Linked DNA regions of Homo sapiens: region 1 is linked to region 2. A link is a contact called in ENCODE Hi-C or POLR2A ChIA-PET data. All regions are on one chromosome and are shown on one strand. Each heading gives the region's core, a stretch centred on a gene start or an enhancer-like site at or near the end of the contact. The rest is flanking DNA. Distances are from core to core; before and after follow the strand shown.

What was found. Hi-C counts contacts between places; a loop is a spot of excess contacts on that map. ChIA-PET counts read pairs that join two places held with the same protein, here RNA polymerase II (POLR2A). Pooled maps may share reads with other maps.
Region 1: a map of Right ventricle myocardium inferior shows a loop between it and region 2 (2.1-fold over the local background). The contact joins two enhancer-like sites. A Hi-C loop is called at or near these places in 2 of 168 maps with a recorded cell type or tissue (Right ventricle myocardium inferior and cardiac septum), 2 of 37 single-sample maps with no recorded cell type and 6 of 50 pooled maps. POLR2A ChIA-PET finds 5 or more read pairs at or near these places in 3 of 52 experiments (GM12878, Panc1 and SK-N-SH).

Annotation. Positions count from the first base shown.
Region 1 is chr2:134,318,818-134,322,728 of GRCh38, forward strand. All of the region lies in intron 4 of MGAT5 (alpha-1,6-mannosylglycoprotein 6-beta-N-acetylglucosaminyltransferase), which reads left to right. It also overlaps the pseudogene EDDM3CP. Among named protein-coding and RNA genes, the nearest start is that of MGAT5, 67 kb to the left of the region's middle. Within about 2 kb of position 2,279, at least 3 of the 41 ENCODE cell types and tissues checked have a DNase peak (open chromatin) inside an H3K27ac peak, as active enhancers do.
Region 2 is chr2:134,409,803-134,413,401 of GRCh38, forward strand. MGAT5 (alpha-1,6-mannosylglycoprotein 6-beta-N-acetylglucosaminyltransferase) reads left to right here. Exons shown (of 16, transcript NM_002410.5): 12 at 3,067-3,213. Among named protein-coding and RNA genes, the nearest start is that of MGAT5, 160 kb to the left of the region's middle. Within about 2 kb of position 2,314, at least 16 of the 41 ENCODE cell types and tissues checked have a DNase peak (open chromatin) inside an H3K27ac peak, as active enhancers do.

The DNA of each region.
Region 1 (3,911 bases), core at 1,029-3,528, 91 kb before region 2:
CTTGAAAACGTGTGGTATTTTTATGTGGAGGACCTATGGTTCCGTCCTTCATTACTCTCCCTACCTCTCCAGGAATGATGTTTTTCTTTTCTCCTTGAGGGAAAAATAAGCGGAGTTAGTTAGCTATTTCCTTTTTTTCTAGCTTTTCTTTAAATTGTAGTAAAATAGACGTGAGATTTGCCATCTTAACCATTTTCAAATGTGTATAGTTCAGTGGCATTAAGTATATTCACATCATTGTGCAACCATCACCACTGTCCCTCTCTAGAATTCCTTGTATCTTGCAAAACTGAACCTCTAGACTCATTAAACACTAACTCCCCCTTAAGACCCTGCTTTCAGTTATTTTGGAAATATACCCAGAAGTGAAATTGATGGATCATATGGTAACTGTATTGTTAATTTTGGGGGGAATTGCCATACCATTTTGTAAAGCAGCTGCCCCATTTTATACCAACAGTGTGCAAGCATTTTAATGTCTTCATATTCTCACCTACACTTGTTATTTTCTGGTTTTGTTTTTTGAATAATACAAATTATTTAGAGAAAGGAGGATCATTCAGCTTGGGTTAGGTATAAAGAGAGTCAATATCAGGAAATCTCCTGGGTTTGTCAAGAAGAGATGCCACATGATCAGAATCTTGAGAAAAAAAAATGTTATAAGTAAGTTAGGTAAATGAAAGACAAAAGTGTATTCAAGGCAGAGAAACAACATAGGGAAAGTTATGGTATCAGTTGCACAGTGGGAGTGATGGGACAATGGACATAGGCAGGGGCTACCACTTGGGAAGTATGGAATACTCTACCAAAACCTGGGAATGTGGGTAGACCTTCTGGTTGCTGATAGGCTTTATCTTCAGGTCCTCTATGCCATCAACATACTCATCCATGCTGTGGTGGAATTCAATGTAGCTGAAGCTCCTGCTCTCTGTGTAGCTATTTTTGGAATTCTCCCAGTGACACTTGAGTACATTGGGTGCATTCTGGGTCCGTACATATGCATGTCTATAGCAGTCATCCCAGTTGTCATTAGCATGTGTATGCTCAATTTGGTAACCTGAGATTTAGATGAACATGTGAGAGCTCTTATCTTTTAGAGCACTTCTTTTTCTCTCATGAGGACATCACATCTGTACTCTTGAACGTGGGTAGTGATGTTTTATGAGTTCCCACCAGTAGATGTTCTTCCTGTGTACAAGCAGCCTGCATAGGATCAAAGCAGGGCCAAGAGCAGGCTCCAGATCTTTAGAGAGGTTGCCATCTCAGTCACCAGAGCCACCCTATTCAGATTCAGTGTTTGAGTCACTGCTTGTAGAGGGATCAGTGTGTGGATCTGAATAGCAGAGTCTATGTCCTCCTCCTCCTTTTAAAGACCAGGAAGCATTTACTGGTTTATTATAACAGAAACAACTCAGAAACAGCCAGAGGGAAGAGATGCGTAAGGCTAGGTTTGGGAGGGAAGTAACTAAAAGATAGTTACATTTACGTTCCTTTTTTCCCTAAATCTGAGCATCATTTTCATTTGTACCCTTGAATTTAAATAGCAGCTTTTGTATTTTTTTTTTTAACGGTTGCAGAGAACTTTATGGGCCACTTGAATTTTTTACAGACTTTAAGGATATCCATTTCACCTAGAACCTCTTGGGAATCAAAACCGGCTGGCTTCCCCTTTATGGACTGGGGGAGGAAGGGGTTGGAGCAGAGTAGGCAGCTTTGGGGTCTTGTGAAACAGGTTCTGGCCAATTCTGAGGTCATGCCTCCACAGACCCTCTGCTGCCCTTTCTTTTTATTCTGTCCCCCGTTTTTGTTTGCTGTTGCTGTTGTTATTTGACCAATAATAACAGCTGGTGATGCCATGCAGGAAGGAGAACACCTTCATTTTTGAGGCTAAATAAAATATTCTTGCCATAGTTTTCCTTTTGTGGGATTCAGATGCCTCTCTTTTCTTTGCCATAGGGTGATGGGGATAGAGGCCAAACAGTATTGCTAATAGGGCATGTGGCCCTGATTCTGTGGGGTTTGCCCCTCTCTCAGACTATTACTTCTTTTGCCTGGGTGCATTCAAGTTACACTTTTTGGGGGTTCCAACCGGGCTCCATGATTTTTTGGGGGAAGGGGGACAAGGTTGTTCCATTGCCATCATGAAAACCCCAGAGCTAACGATAGTTAAAATACCTCTTGGAAATGAACAGCTCTGAGAGTTGGGTGTGTGAGGCTCCTCATTAGCAGGCTGCTGGCAAATTGACTTGATAGCATTTATATGAGTTTCTGGCTTCCGGCTTGGGTGGCTTGTGGCCTGCCTTCTCATTTCCTTCTCCAGAGGAGTAAAGCCTGGGGCCATGCGTGAACCTTCACTCTAGTTGAAAAGTCAATTAGAAGTACCTCTCCTGCCCTGAGGAAAAGGTTCCTCATTTAGTTTAATTTTCAAAAGTTTTATTCCCCTTTCTACTTGAAAGAATTTAGCCAGAGTCTGACCAAGCTCCATGATTGACAAGCTGGGCTAATTTCATGCCTTCCTAAGCCTTTGCATGTTGGGGTATGCTGCTGAGGCAGAGGATTTTACATTCCCATACTTACATCTCCTTGGAAGGCATGGAGAGTGATCCAAATGGAAGAGACTGCAGTTATTTGTGACTTCTTTCCCTCCCTTTGTCACACTTCACCCCTGCTCCCAGTGAAGTATATGGCTAAGCTGAGAGAAAAGTGAGGTTCTGGGGAAGGGAAGTAGAGAGGAATACGGGATGAAGAGACATGATGGATCACATATCACTTGCTATCTGAGGCTGAGTATTTCATTTTGGAACGAGCAACTACGTTTTCTCTTCCTGAGGTGTGAAATACGCTTCATTAGCTCATACCACTCTCTTCTTATGCAGATATCGGGTGGTCTTTTTGTTGCTTGGCTGAATTCTGTTCAGTGAGCAGTTATTGAATTCATTGTCAACAATTAATGAAAACACATTTTCTTGACACCACGTTATGTGTTAATCATTGTAAAAGCAACAGGAAGAAAGGATGCAGGTAACTGAACCAGGAGAATGGGTGGAGATAACTAGGGACCCCTTCTTACAAGTTTTAATCTGAATATAACCCTGAACCTCAGGGCTTTTCTATGTTATCATAGCATTGTAATAAGTACCCTGTGAGAGTTGAAGGAGAATGTCACCAATATGGTCCCTTCAATAGGAATAATATCTTAGAGTCACACCTGACATCAGCTTCTGTTTCTGCTGCTTTCTCAGCTCTATGAGGTCACTTAACCTTTTGTGCCTAGGATTCTTCCTTTATGAAATAATAGGAATGTACTTAGAGTACAACCCGGCAGATAAAAGACACTCAATAAGCATAACTGACACTTCCGTGGTTTTAAATGTTGTGATCTTTTTGGAATAGTTGTGGGGTGTCACTTTGCCTTGGACATTATATGTGGGAACATTGTTCCATTTTAGAATTAGAATCAATTTCTGGTTCTCATTTACCAGTGTAATGCAATTTTAGATCCTTTGACTTCTGGTAATATAGAAATTCAGCTGTTTCCCTTAATGCCTATTTTTAAATTGACAACGTTTGTATGTATTCATGGTATACAACTTGGTGTTTTGATATGGGTCTGCATTGTGGAATGGCTAAATCAAGCTAATTAACATGTGCATTACTTCACATACATATTTATTTGTGGTGAGAGTATTTTCCCTTGATTGGTCATTTCTGGACATGATACTTGGGTTTGCACTGGAATTAGCTGCACGTATGGACCCAGTGCACCCTACCATTGTTAATGTGAGATTAGTAGAGATGTTTTGTAAAACCGATTAATTCCTTTTTAGTATTTTTAAAATCCTGGACAATATCTGTGGCTTTGTAGGAGCTGTTGGTTCACTTGTGTGGTTTTATTCTTTCCTGCTGTCTTG
Region 2 (3,599 bases), core at 1,064-3,563:
TGGACCCTTTGTGAATGTGTAGGAACGTCCCAATCCTATACTGTGAAGAAAACGTATGGTGCCTCATCTGTTCTCTCTGCTTAGCATTAGTTCAGAAATTTAATCCTAGATCCCACAATCCCTCTGTGTAGAAATACTCATTGATGGAGCTGGAGTTGCAGCCATGGAGATATTTTGTCATCTGGAATATCCTCATTAGATTCTGGGCTTCTGAAGGCAAGGTGAAGTATAAGTAAAATATGGCCAGTTTTCTCCAGCAGAGTTAAGCCTTGGCACTTATGTACATTCTTGCAGTGTCTCTTGCCTCCTTGCTAAGGAAATCGGTTAAGTAGGCAGAATAGCAGGAGATTAGGGGAAAAGCAATTCAGTGTGGTTAAGGTGCCAATGTGTGGCAAGACCATAAGTGCAAGGAAGTTTACAGAGTGCTGTTTGGTGGTGATGAACTCTCTCCGCCTGTTGTGTTTTCATTCAAACCTCAGATGTGCTATTTGACCTTAATACATCTGCTCCATTGTAATATCACAGGTAATAAGCACACAGGAAGCAAGAAAAAAATTGCTTATTGACTGAAGTGACAAAAAACTGTTATTTTGGTGTTTCCAAGTAATGTATTTCCTACAATCCTAATTGTGTGACAGAAAAACTCATTGCCAGGAAATTATGTTGTATTTGCTTAGGCTTCATTCTAAACATATGAGGCTTTGGGAGAGTTAATAAAGTTTTTATTTTATGTGTACTGAGATATTCTGGTGCCCACAGGGCAGAAGAGATGGTTCATATTGTTGTTCAGATATAATTAAACCTAGGTCACATTCAAGTCCATTAAGCAACAGCCTCAAATCCTTTTAATTAATGGATTCAGATTGATCTAAAGAAGCTAATTAAATTTTTCCCAAGATTTTCTATTTAAATAGACAAACATTGTGCTGCTTGCATTTCCTCCAAAGCTGTTCTTTGAAATTTAGAGTTGATGAAGGTATCCACACTTCATGGCAGGCCCTGATTTTCAGAGGTCAGGAGGCACTGTGGGTTCTCTGACTAAACCTGCAGAAATCCTGATCTGCGTCTTCTGGCACTTTTCTCCTCAGTCAGAAAGATCTGGACTCCCTGTGCTATCTTATGCCCAACCACGGCCTGACAGAGGTCATTTGTTTTCCACTGGAGAGCCGGCACATCCTCTCCAAAGTCTGATAGGAGAGGGCAAATCAGAGATCACAAGTCTGGTAGATAACAACCCTGGATTCTTCATATTCCATAAAGCTGGGATGTCGTGGGACTAGTACATTCCCACTGTTTCCTTCCATTTCATCTGCAGCAGTCAGATCTCCCCCACCCCTGAGCCACATGTCCAGGCCACACCCTATAGTTAGAAGTTCTCTCTGACAATCTCGTTTCTGTTAGCTGTATAATAAGAGTAAGATGCAGAGCAGGAGCTTCCTAATGGTAGTAGAGCTTTCCCTTTATCCTACAGCTTCCAGGCTCCTGGCTACCATGTTTTCCTCACCACCATCACCCCCACCCGTGATCTCTGGTGGTTCTGCTGCCCAAGGGGGAAATGACCCAGCCAGCATTAGGGGCTCTGCTGGCCTCTAAAGCTTCTTTTCTTCCCAGCTCCCTGCCCTGTGGACATCTCTGGCATTGTGATCACGCAGTTTTCAGGAAACGAAAATTTATTCTTTCAAAAAACCAAAAAGATTGAGTACCCTATTCTGTTCAAAACAAAAGTAAATAGGTCCAGAAAACCTGAGATGTTAGTGCTGTGCCCCAGAATTCCTTCAGGAGCTACCTGGTTCTCCAGTATGTCACCCATGGGCTGTGCTCAGGGTTGGCCTGACACATGCAGCCCGGCAGCTTGGGCCTGGCACCCTCCAGCTGAACCTTTCTAAACGATCATTCAATTAGAGCAGCTGCTAAGAGAGGAAAGCTGGTGAGAAGGAGGGGATTGCTGTGAAAAGACCGAGGGAAAAACAGAACCAAGCTTGCAGCTAAATCTAGTTGAGCCATCTCCTTCATTCTCAACACCTGGCCTTGTGGTTGGGTGATGCTCTGTGATGGCAGAAGGTAAGGACGCCCTGGGGCCCAGTTATCTTTTCTCACTTAATGTGCCCCTGGGGGCTGAAACAGAACAGGCTTTTATGTGGGTAGAGAGGACACAGCTTCGTCAAGCCCAGACCTGGACCCTGCCCATCAACAACCTGCAGTGCTCCAGCAGTGTGAAGTACACCCACTGTGATGGTACGTGCCGAGGCATTTCTGTGAGCAGTTATTTCATTTTTGGACCCAGGAAATCAGCACCACTGAACTGCAGCTTGTCCCCTTTGTCATCGTGGCTTCCAGCTGCTGTGGTTGCTCTGAGGACTGAGAGCAAGTTGTTGCTGCCATCTATGGTCTGTCTTGGGGGAAGCACATGGTTTGCCTGCTGGAGAGGGAAGCAGCTGCCTTGCAGATTCAGCAACACAGCACCCTCTCTCCCCTCTGAGGGGAAAATCAACACCAAGATGTTGGTGTCCCCAGTGTAAACCCCATTATGAAAACCTGTGTTTACTGACCTACCATCATTTTAAAGCAGTTCCGTTTGAACTGCAATCAAACCTCCAAGTGACCTTTCTGTCCCTCCGCCCAGCATTCCTGAAAGGGCCTGTTGTTTCTTTGGTTCAATGAAGAAACCTTCTGTGTAGTTAAGCAAGTGTTTTTCCAGTCATGTCTCCTGGTGAGTTACAGAAGGATTATTGTTGGGTCTTGGTGGTGGTGGTGGTTGTTTTTCTTTTAATACTCCATCCTCCCTACCCCGTGGATACCCCTAGACACTTAATTTTTTAGTTCCTTGGTGGAGGAGAGCATAGTGAGTTGAGCAGCTTTGTGGGGACTTTAAAAGTTCGTAGTTTTTCAGATCCTGGTGTAAGCTGAATTCTCTCTGCCCCACCCCCCAGGGCCTGGGAGCCTTCCAAAGTGAGGTGTCCACACGGGAATGGGCCACAGAATCGCCGCCTGCAAGCTAGGAATGCCCGTCCTGCCTGATGGTCCTGCCTGATGTGTTCATACGCTGTGTGGTTTTCTGTCTTACAGTTGTTTGTTGGACTTGGGTTCCCTTACGAGGGCCCAGCTCCCCTGGAAGCTATCGCAAATGGATGTGCTTTTCTGAATCCCAAGTTCAACCCACCCAAAAGCAGCAAAAACACAGACTTTTTCATTGGCAAGCCAACTCTGAGAGAGGTAAGCATCTATCAAAATTATTCCATTTTGAATAATATGAATAATAGCTATTTATTGAGTGCTCATGTAGGTATTAACTTCATCTAACATGATTGGGTGGGAGGGTGAGGGTATAGAGGCTCAGAGAGGCAAATGACCTGATCACATCACCTTGCAAGTTAGGGGCAGGATTTGAATCTACTTCTGCCTTCACCAAGTAAGGGATCTTGACACTCTACCCCCACTCTAGCTTACTGTAAACTCAGACAATCTAGCCTCTGATTATAGCTGAACTCTGGTTTCCTGAATGTTTGAAGTTTAGGGAGTGAGATCAACTGGTTAGCAGATACTTGTGAAGAATCTGCTCCCCATGATGGGCTTTGGAGAATAAAAAGTGGGCTGTGGGA